2 separate regions of the Homo sapiens genome follow, and region 1 is linked to region 2. Evidence: read pairs that join two places in POLR2A ChIA-PET (ENCODE). Cell type or tissue: Panc1. All regions are shown on one strand. Each heading gives the region's core, and the rest is flanking DNA. Links, peaks and the distances in the headings are about the cores only.

What was found. Peaks named below come from ENCODE experiments on the same cell type or tissue, not always from the same donor. Only the 100,000 strongest peaks of a DNase experiment are listed, where the experiment ranks them.
Region 1: POLR2A ChIA-PET joins it to region 2 with 10 read pairs; 2 of 35 experiments call an interaction of 5 or more read pairs at or near these places.

The regions. Positions count from the first base shown.
Region 1 is chr1:51,644,411-51,649,794 of GRCh38, reverse strand. All of the region lies in intron 1 of OSBPL9 (oxysterol binding protein like 9), which reads right to left. Among named protein-coding and RNA genes, the nearest start is that of OSBPL9, 30 kb to the right of the region's middle. RefSeq lists a silencer at 1,767-1,975. In Panc1, for the core only: no CTCF peak of the experiment used is centred there; a DNase peak (open chromatin) is centred at 5,001; H3K4me3 peaks cover 239 bases; H3K27ac peaks cover 2,762 bases.
Region 2 is chr1:51,442,301-51,447,684 of GRCh38, reverse strand. It overlaps EPS15 (epidermal growth factor receptor pathway substrate 15), which reads left to right. Exons shown (of 25, transcript NM_001981.3): 10 at 580-725; 11 at 2,640-2,796. Among named protein-coding and RNA genes, the nearest start is that of EPS15-AS1, 73 kb to the left of the region's middle. In Panc1, for the core only: no CTCF peak of the experiment used is centred there; no DNase peak of the experiment used is centred there.

The DNA.
Region 1 (5,384 bases), core at 246-5,245, 200 kb before region 2:
TCTACAAAACAACTGGCTTAGATTCTTGCAAAATGTAAAAAAAAAAAAAAAAAAAAAAGACTAACATGTAAACAATCGTAATAGAGCAAAAATAAGTGCTGTGGACTCCAGAAGGCTCCTCCCAGTCAAGGAAAAAGATCAGGGAAGGAAGCAAAACTGAAATGATCAGGTTTCAAGTTTCAACCTGGGGCTTTAAAAAAGAAAGAAAGAAAAAAGAAATCTGATAAAAAGAAAGGGAAGGTAGTGGGGGAAAGGCCATTCCAAGACAAGGAAACAACATCAGCGAAGGCACAGATGTAGAAAACTTTACTTTCCTATTCATAGGAGAGTAGATGTACAGACAAGAGCACAGGGTGCAGACAGGAACTTACAGATAAGACTGAAGGCCAGGAACAGTGGCTCACGCTTGTAATCCCAACACTTTGGGAGACTGAGGTGGGCAGATCACTTGAGTGAGGCCAGGAGTTCAAGGCCAGCCTGGCTAACGTGGTGAAACCCTATCTCTACTAAAAATACAAAAATTAGCTGGGCATGGTGGTGCACACCTGTAATCCCAGCTACTTGGGAGGCTGAAGTAGGAGAATCCCTTGAACCTGGGAGGCGGAGGTTGCAGTGAGCAGAGATGGCACTGCTGCACTCCATCCTGGGAAACAGTGTGACTGTTTCAAAAAAATTAAAATTAAACATTTTTTAAAATGAGGCTGAAAAGAAGATTACAGGGACCAGATCCTGAAGGGTCTGAAAAAAAACATGGAGTAGTTAAGGAAATTTAACTTTATTCAATAGTTAATGGGGAGCTACTAAAGGTTTACAAAGAGGGCAATAGCATTCTTAAAGGTGTGTTTTAGAAAAATAACACCGTTAAATAAGAGGACTTGGAGAAAGGGATAATAGCAACATTAATAATAACAATAGCAGAAGCAGCAGATCCTCACTCATTGCTGCCCCTTATGTAACAGGCACTTTATATACAGTAAACCTTACAAGCCTTTGCATGGTAAGAATTATTCCTATATTAAAAATGAAAATGACACTAGGGATATCAAGTAAGTTACCCAGTGTTACATATGTAAAATGTGGCTGAGTTGCACAGTTGGAGATGCCTGTCCGGCAAATCATTCTCCCAGACCTTATCTGAGCTGTAATAGCATCAAATTATCCTCTTTCACAATAGCACAGGGCCCTCTCCCTCCCTCTCTCCACTCAGCTTTAATGCGGGGCTATAGGGAAGCTGGTGTGACTGCTTTCACCAGACACAGCCTTTTCTGATAAAGGAAGCTGACCAATCACAGGACCCACTACCCCACAGGGCAGGACAGAGTCATCTCCCAGGAAGTTTTTCAACCGGGGCAAAGGGAAGAGCTCCCTCCTATCTGCTCTTGAAGCTGTGAGGTACAGAGGCCACTGGTCCTGTGCCTTCTATGCGAAGAAAGCAAGCCTACACAGCAAGAGAAGCACAGAGATAAGGAGGAAAGTCCCAGCTGCCAGTGATCTTCAGCTACCTCCTGGTCTGAAGCAAATCTGTCTAAGCCAATGCCATTCACCAAATATTAGGTTATTTCTGATGAATCCTAGTAGCTTCTGGTAATGAAAGAAAGGTAGCTGACATAACGCCAGCAATCTTCCTACTGAGTGTTATCTTACCAATGTTCTGAAACCTGCTAACAAATGTCCTTTTTCAAGCAAATTGGCACAAATAGATATGTGGTCTACAGCCCAGTAACTGTCACTCTCTCTGCCTCCAGCTACAAGGCCCGGTACCTTAAAAAAGGACCACTCTGAAATGAATGCTACTGTCTTTTCAGCTGGATGACAAAACAGGATTACCCCCATGAAGTGGGAATATCGAACTGATATGTTCTACTCAGAAGGGGTTCTCGGGCTACTCCTGAGCTCAAGCAATCCACCTGCCTCAGCCTCCCAAAGTGCTGGGACTACAGGTGCGAGCCACTGTGCCTAGCCAAAAGTTGGTTCTTTAAAAAATCAACAAAATTGATAAATCATTAGCTAGACTGACCAAGGAAAAAAAAGGGGATTCAAAGTACTAAAATCAGGAATGAAAGAAAAAAAACATTATTACCAATCTTACAAAAACAAAAAAATTCTAAGGAAATACAAGGAACAACAAATTAGATGAAACCAATAAATTCCAAGAAAGATATAAACTGCCAAAACTGACTAAAGAAAAAATAGAAAATCTGAATAGACGTAAAATAAGTAAAAAGACTGAATTAGTAATCAAAAAACTTCTCACAAAGAAAAGCGCAGGCCCAGATGGTGAGTTCTATAAAATGTTTAAAGAATTAACGACATACCTTCACAAACTCTTCCAAAATATAGAAGAGCGAACACTTTCCAATTTTTTCTATAAAGCTAGTATTATTCTAATACCAAAACCAGAAAAAAAATCGTACGTAAAAAACAGTATCTGTTTCTAATATAGATGGACAAATTCTCAACAAAATACTAGCGAACAAAATCCAGCAAGATATAAAAAGGATTATATACTATGACCAAGTGGGATTTATCCCAAGAATACAAGGTTGAGTCAACGTATAAGAAACAATCAATATAATATACCATATTAATAAAATAAAGAACAAAAATCACATGATCATCTCAAAAGACACAGAAAACGTACTTTTAAAAAAATCTAACACCATTTCATGATAAAAACCACTCAACAAACTAGAAACAGAAGGGAACTTCTTTGAGTTAATAAGGGGCATCTATGAAAAGCCCAAGGTAACCGCATATGTAATGATGAAAGATTAAAAGCTTTATACCTAAGAACAAGACAAAAATGTCTTATCTTGCTACTCCTGCTCAACACTGTACTGGAGGTACTAGCCAGAGAAATCAGGCAAGAAAAGGAAATAAAGGCATCTAGATTAGAAAGGAAGAGTTTAAAGTATTTCTGTTTGAAGAAGACATAACCTTCCATATAGAAAATCCTAGGGGGCTGGGTGCAATGGATCACACCTGTAATCCCAGCACTTTGGGAGGCTGCAACAGGTGGATCACTTGAGGTCAGAAGTTCAAGACCAGCCTGGCCAACATGGTGAAACCCCATGTCTACTAAAAATACAAAAATTAGCTGGGAGTGGTGGGCGCCTGTAGTCCCAGCTACTCAGGAGGCTGAGGCTAGAGAATCGCTTGAACCCAGGAGGTTGTAGTGAGCCGAGATTGTGCCACTGCACTCCAGCCTGGGCAATGGAGCAAAACTCCGTCTCAAAAACAAAAAACAACAACAACAAAGAAAATCCTAAGGAATCCACACCAAAAACAAACTATTAGAGCTAATAAATGAGCTCACCAAAGTTTCAAACAGAAATTCAATAACAAAAATTAATTGTATTTCTATACTTTCAGATTTAAAAAATTTGGAGATATAACTAAGAAAACAATTCCATTTATAATAGCATCAAAAGGTAAAATACTTATTAATAAATTTAATAAAAGAAGCATAAGACTTGTACACTGAAAACTACAAAACAACACAAGGAAATTAAAGAAGACCTAAATAAATAGAAAGATACCTCATGCTCTTAGATTGAAAGACTTAATGTTGTTAAGATGGCAGTACTCCCTAAATTGATTTACAGATTCAATATAATACCTATCAAAATCCTAACTCCCCTTTTCTGTTGTAGAAATTGATAAGCTGATGCTAAAATTCAGTGGTTTTGCAAGGGACCCAGAATAGCCAGAACAAACTTCAAAAAAAGAACAACATTGGAGGACTCACACTTCTCAATTCCAAAATGCAACACAAAACCACAGTAATAATAGACAGTGTGGTACTGACATTAGGATATGCATAGGATCAATGGAATAGAATTGCAAGTATAGAAATAAACCCATACATACATAATCAAGTGATTTTTTTTTACAAGAGTGCCAAGACTATCCAATAGGGAATAGTCTTTCCAACAAATGATGATTAAACCATATGTAAAAGAATGAAGCTGGATACCTACCCTATGCCATAAAAAAAAGTTAACTCAAAATGGATCCAAGACCTAAATTTAAAGGGTAAAACTATTAAGTTCTTAGGTAAAAACGTAGGTATAAATCTTTGTGACCTTGGAATCAGCAATGGTTACATGATACCAAAAGCACAAGCAATAAAAGAAATATTAATAAACTGGGCATCATCAAAATTAAAAACATTTGTCCTTAAAGAACACTATCACACTAAGGCAGGAGGATCCCTTGAGCCCAGGAGTTTGAGGTTATGATGAGCTATAATCATGCCACTGCACCATAGCCTGGGCAACAGAATGAGACCCTGTCTTAAAAAAAAAACCAACCAAACAAACAAAAAACACTACCAAGAAAGTGAAAAGACAAACCAAAGAATGAGAGAAAATATTTGCAAATCATATATATCTGGGTAGGGGTATAGTATCGAGAATATATACAGAACTCGCACAACTCAACAATAAAAAGACAACCCAATTTAAAAATGGGCAAAGGATGTGAGTAGATATTTTGCCTAAGAAAATCAAGTTAAGAAGATAGTTTCAGCTGGTGATAAGTGTTAAGAAAATAAAGGAAGGTGATTGTCTTAGTGCATCTTGTGCTACTATAACAGAATACCAGAGACTGCATAATTTATAACAGAAATTTATTTTCTCAAGTTTTAAGGGGCTGGGAATTCCAAGATCCAAGCACCAGCATCTGGTGAGAGCCCTATTTATCGCAGAGCAGAGGGTGGAAAGGCAAAGAGTACAAGTGAGCGAGCCCTTTTTGTGATGGCGTTGATCTGTTTACAAGGGGACTGCCTAAACACTTTCCATTAGCCCCCACTTCCCAACACTGTTGCAGTGTTGCAGTTAAGTTTCCAACACATGAATGCTGGGGGACACATTTAAATTAGAGCAGTGATGATCAGAAAGTTATTGTTGGGAAAGGAGGTTCTATTTTAACTTAAGTAGCTTGAAAAAGCTCTTCAAGGAGTTGATACAAGAACTGAGATTTGAATTAGAGGACCGAGTAAAGTGAAGAATCTGCGGGCAAAGTCCCAGGCAGAGGGAAGAGCAGGAAATGATTCATCAGTAGACTTGCTCTCCCATTCTCGGCAAGGGCTATTTCACATTTTCTCCACTCTCTCCCTCAGCACATCTCCACCTGGCTTTCTCAAAGGCATTTAAAACTCAACATGGGCTGGGCGCGGTGGCTCACCTCTATAATCCCAGCACTTTGGGAGGCTGAGGCGGACAGATCACATGAGGTCGGGAGTTCAAGACCAGCCTGGCCAACATGGTGAAACCCTGTCTCTACTAAAAGTACAAAAATTAGCCGGGTGTGGTGGCACACGCCTGTAATCCCAGCTACTAGGGAGGCTGAGGCAGCTAGAATTGCTTGAACCTGGGAGACAG
Region 2 (5,384 bases), core at 271-5,270:
CTAACATGGCATGTTTGCCCTGGCATAATTAATAGTTGTTTTTATTTTTGTTTAATACCTAGTTAACTCTTGATTCTTTGGGATCAAATTATTGAATTCTGGGTTGTCCAAGGCTTTTTTTTTTCTGCCCCCAGCCTGCCTCTTGTCAGATTGAGTAAAGGAAGATAATGACAGGATATGCAAATCAGCCAGTTTGGCTATGGTTAACACTGCTGGGTCAAACTATAAAAAATAAAGATTGAGAATTATCTGAGTATTTTGTTTATACAGACTTTCAGTTACCTATATTAATGTGGGCATTAGTCAAGAGTTAACTATGTTTGAATTTACTCATTTCTTAAAAAAAAGTAAAAATGTGCACCTATGGATAAGTCCTAACTGACCTGTATTTTCTTCTGTTATTTTCTCTTCCCCACAGCATTTTGATTGAGATGTCATATGGAAGTGATACATTGTTGCTCTGAGTTAGTAGGGTAGAATTGTTCAGAATTTGTGATGGATATTGTAATGGATTGAAAGAGTGACACTTCAAAGTTTGTTTCATTTTGGCAGAAATACTGTTTTTTTTCCTCCCTGTAGTGGGTTGTATCCCCTGCAGAAAAAGCTAAATATGATGAAATCTTCCTGAAAACTGATAAAGATATGGACGGATTTGTGTCTGGATTGGAGGTCCGTGAAATATTCTTGAAAACAGGTTTACCTTCTACCTTACTAGCCCATATATGGTAAGACTTTATTTGAATTGATTTTTTAAAAATATGGTTTTGTATCAATTCCAGTTTCTGCATTTTGATTTTTAGTCATTTGTAAATAGGACAGTTTTTGTTTCAGAATTTTTTATAGAGAAAATCAGAATCTGAAGAATTCTTCTGGCTAATGGACAAAAGCTTGAGAATGGGTTACCTGAAGCTTTATAAGATTGACAGCATCCGCTGGGCATGGTGGCTCACGCCTGTAATCCCAGCACTTTGGGAGGCCGAGGTGGGTGGATCACCTGAGGTCGGGAGTTTGAGACCAGCTTGGCCAACATGGTGAAAAGCTGTCTCTACTAAAAACACAAAAAATTAGCCAGACATGGTGGTGTGCGCCTGTAGTTCCAGCTACTCGGGAGGGTGAGGCAGGAGAATTGCTTGAACCTGGGAGGTGGAGGTTGCAGTGAGCTGAGATCACGCCATTGCACTCCAGCCTGGGCAACAAGAATGAAACTCCATCTCAAAAAAAAAAAAAAAAAGAATGACAGTGTCAGTTAATTGTTATTAGAATGTTAAAATCCAGCTTCTGTTTATATCAATTAAACTTAAAATTTTCAGAGAGAATCCAGATATCTGAAATTTAAACAATGTAAAAAACAGTATCTTCAAGGCATACCTGCATAATTTTATAGTGTATATGTATACTTTCATACCTTCACATAGGAATAACATACTTGGTCCTTGAAAAGGCAAACCCTAGTGTCTTTAATGAATTTCACAGAAAATGAGATAATGTATATGAAAATGCTTTATAGTTTGTCTGCCGCCAATCCACCTAACGATACCAGAGGTTATCTTCAGGTTTTCAAGAGGCAGAAACGTCACAAGTGGGGCCACATGGTTGTAAAGAGAAACTTAGAAAAGAAGGGAGGCAGACAGTAAGTAGATCTGCCTTAAAAGAAACAAGAACCCAAGACTGGGAAAGATTAAATATGCATAACTAGTAGTAGCTGCCACTATTGAGTGCCTAGGGTAGGCACTATACTCAATAAATGGCAGTTGTCACGGGCTTAATGTTATGCCTAAGCTTTTTATATATCCTGTCTTTAATTCTCATAGTAATTTCGCAAGATGGGTGTTATCATCTCCACTTTATAGATGAGGAAACTAAGATTTGGAGAGGTTAAAAAACTTAGCCAAGGTTATAAGAAGAAATAAGTAGAAAAGCTGGAATTTAAGATCTATGTGACATGTAGTCTTTTTACTTATGTAGTCTTTTCATCAGGCCCTACTGGCCTTCAGTGCATTAAACAGATCAGGATTTCAGAAAGCTGAGCTTTTTTTTTTTTTAATTACAGAAAAAGAAAGTAGAGTAAAACCTTTGCAGTTTCTCTTCAAGTGATTGTGTAAAGCTTTCCAGATTGCTGCCTTTTCCTCACATGTGATTTCCATTTGCAGCTGTTTATTCTGCTTTGGCTTGGTGATCCTTGTATCCTCCTACTCCAAGAGTTGCAGGAGGCATAGCAATATCAAAATTGTGCTTGTTTTAGAATCCTTCTAATGCCACCAGTGAATCAAATTTGTTGAGACTTAGATTTTATCTTTAATATCTTTTAATGTTAAAAATGTTGGGTGTAAGGAATGTTAGGATTCTTTGGCCCACCACAACTTTTACTGTATAGTGGTTCTGAAAATTGGTAAGAAAACACAAAGTGTAAACCCAGATTAGAGGCTCCTGCTCAGCACCAGGGTGAACATTCTCTTTTTACCATCTTAGCTGATCTACCTCTTCGAACAGTTGAGTGAGTTTTTAATAACCTGCAAGTTGGTGTGACTGTCTTTTTAAATTCACCTCATTATTTTAAAAAAGCTGCATAGTGGTACTTTTTCTCTGGACTTTTTGCAGTTGTGGCACTTACATACCATTCATTTTGTTTATTTGTGCAGGTCATTATGCGACACAAAGGACTGTGGGAAGCTTTCAAAGGATCAGTTTGCCTTGGCTTTTCACTTAATCAGTCAGAAGTTAATCAAGGGCATTGATCCTCCTCACGTTCTTACTCCTGAAATGATTCCACCATCAGACAGGGCCAGTTTACAAAAGGTAAGAAAGCTTAAAAGGAAACCTGAATGTATTAATTTCAAAGGAACAATACTATGTCGAATTACAGATTCAATTTGGATGAAATAGAAGAGAAAATGTATCTGGCTAAGAGCAGAACAGTATACTGTTTGTGGTTTAGTTTGTGCCTATAAATATGCTGGAGTGCCTTGTATAACATCCTTGGCCAGTAGCTTGTTTACCCCATTCATTAAACATGACAACTATATTTCCAGTCTTAAAATTGGAAAATGTGGGCTTATTTTTCCTTTCCTGGATTTGTGAATTAAGTTTTATGAATAGATTATAAAAGGAAAGCTATAAAAATTAAATTATTGTGTTTCACTTGATGATTCACTCTTACATAAAATGATACAGATTTGAAAACAGAATCTTGCATATGATGGTTGCTTGGTGTCAATTTTACATCAAAAAAGCCTCCAAGGAAAACATTATGTTGAGGATGTATCTGTGCGGTTTTTGCTGTAGGTGACCTTTTGTTCCTGAGTATACCACTGAACTTCATATTTGAACAGCTAGAAGTGGGTTTTACCTAGTTTTGGTTTCTGGACAGCAGTGAGAATTTTCAAAACTTCATTGTTTTAGTCATGCCTTGATTTTTCTCTCCTCATGTAGAAACCCTTCCTAGTATGATGCATTTGCAATATCTTGGCCTTTAATAGACCTTTGAAAGGACTTGCATACCATAGTGGCTATTTGCCTTTAAAAATAAATACTTTGTATTTTTAAATCTCTTATGGCCTATAAAGTATAACCATGGCTGTGGAGATTTTTCAGGGTTGTTATACAGTAATAAGAGTTGTCAAATGTGTGGTATGAGGAGAGCTCTTTAAAATATCATAGAATATTTTGGGTTTTGCATTAATTTTGTCACATGGTTCTTAAAAATCCCATTTTAAAAAGATTAATAAAAACCAAATTGGGACCAAGCACAGTGGCTCACACCTGTAAACCCAGTATTTTGTGAGTCCGAGGTGGGAGGATCACTTGAGGCCAGGAGTTCCTGGGCAACATAGCAAGACCCTGTCTCTACAAAACAAAAACAAAAAAATTAGCCAGGTGCGTTGGCGTGTACCTGTAGTTCTAGCTACTCGGGAGGCTGAGGCAGGAGGATCACTTGAACCCAGGAGTTTGAGGTTGCAGTGAGCTAAGTAAGATCCAACTGCTACACTCCAGCCGGGGCAACAGAGCAAGACCCTGTCTCTTAAAAAAAGAAAGAAAGAAAGAAAGAAAGAAAATTGGATTTTTTTGGTAAGCTAAATGGAATTTATAGCTACCAGGTATGGAGAGTTACTTATAGAAGTTTTTGTCCTTATTTGTAATAAAATAAATATTTTATTATCTGCTTTGTGAGTTATGGGGGGGGCCTTTTTGTGAATTTTTTGATTCCTTATGATGTATGACATGAGTCCCTTAAGTTGTGGAAAAGGCTGAAAGTGATGCCACCCAGAAGGATAAAGGTTACTGAATATGCATTTTTGCTCTTTGCTATATAACTGTACCTCAGTTATGGAATACTGTGTTGTTTCATGCTTTCTTTCACCTATGCAGACTGCTTTTTTTTTTTCTGCCTTCTTCATTTTATAACCTATTCAATTGCCTACCAACACAAATTTTAGATATGACAGAAATTTCTGAAGCAAATTAAAAGTTTGAAGTCTATGTTAGTAGATGCTTGAAGTTGCATGAGGTATAGTTTTTAATTTAGTAGATTTGTCTGAAGTTCATTCACTAGATCATAGATACGTTTGTCTATTTATGTCAGATACCAGTATTATTCATTGAAATGGGAATTTATCACTGCTATCTTATCTATTAACCCAAAATTTTAACTTTAAAAATGAAAACTTGCATTGTTTTATCTTTCAAATAACCTCTTTTCTCTTTAATCTGGTTTTTTTAGTACTGCATTTTTTGCAGCTTTGACTAATCCTTTTTTGAATGTTGCTTTCCTTTCTGTGTTTTTTCTAGTTTGGACTATTTTTTCCATTCTGCAGCACTCTGCTTTTCGCCTTTCTTGTACTGTCAGTTTCTTAACTCTACTCTCTCTCAAGGTTAGAGCTTTACTTTATGCCTTTTTTAGCTTTGTGGTTTTTGGTTTACAAGATACATTTTGAAATGAGAGGTTTTTTATTCAGCAAAAAAAAGAAAATTCCTAAACAGCATGCTTTTGTCACATGTCACTTGGTCCTTGTGTGCATTTTAGTCTGCCTTCCCTAGGCTCTCTGATCCACTTAACATCACCAAAGTAGAATTTTTGTGTAATGCACAAGAATAGGGTAAGAGAAAACATTTTGAAAGAAGGGGACATGCTACATATTTTTTCTCATATACCCTTCAAATGCTACATAAAATATTAACTAAACTTTTTTCAGTATCTGGGGTGTCACTTTCTAACTTGTTTGAGGTTAAACTAATTTGTCTCACTTTGTCTTCTTATTTGATGATATTTTTACAGGCAAGACTATAAAATGTGAGTCACCTTTTTTTGAGTTAGAGTGACAGAGGAGATGTGGTAGTCACAAGTTCTTTGGTACATTTGCACCTCTGATAGCAAATTTCTGATAGCA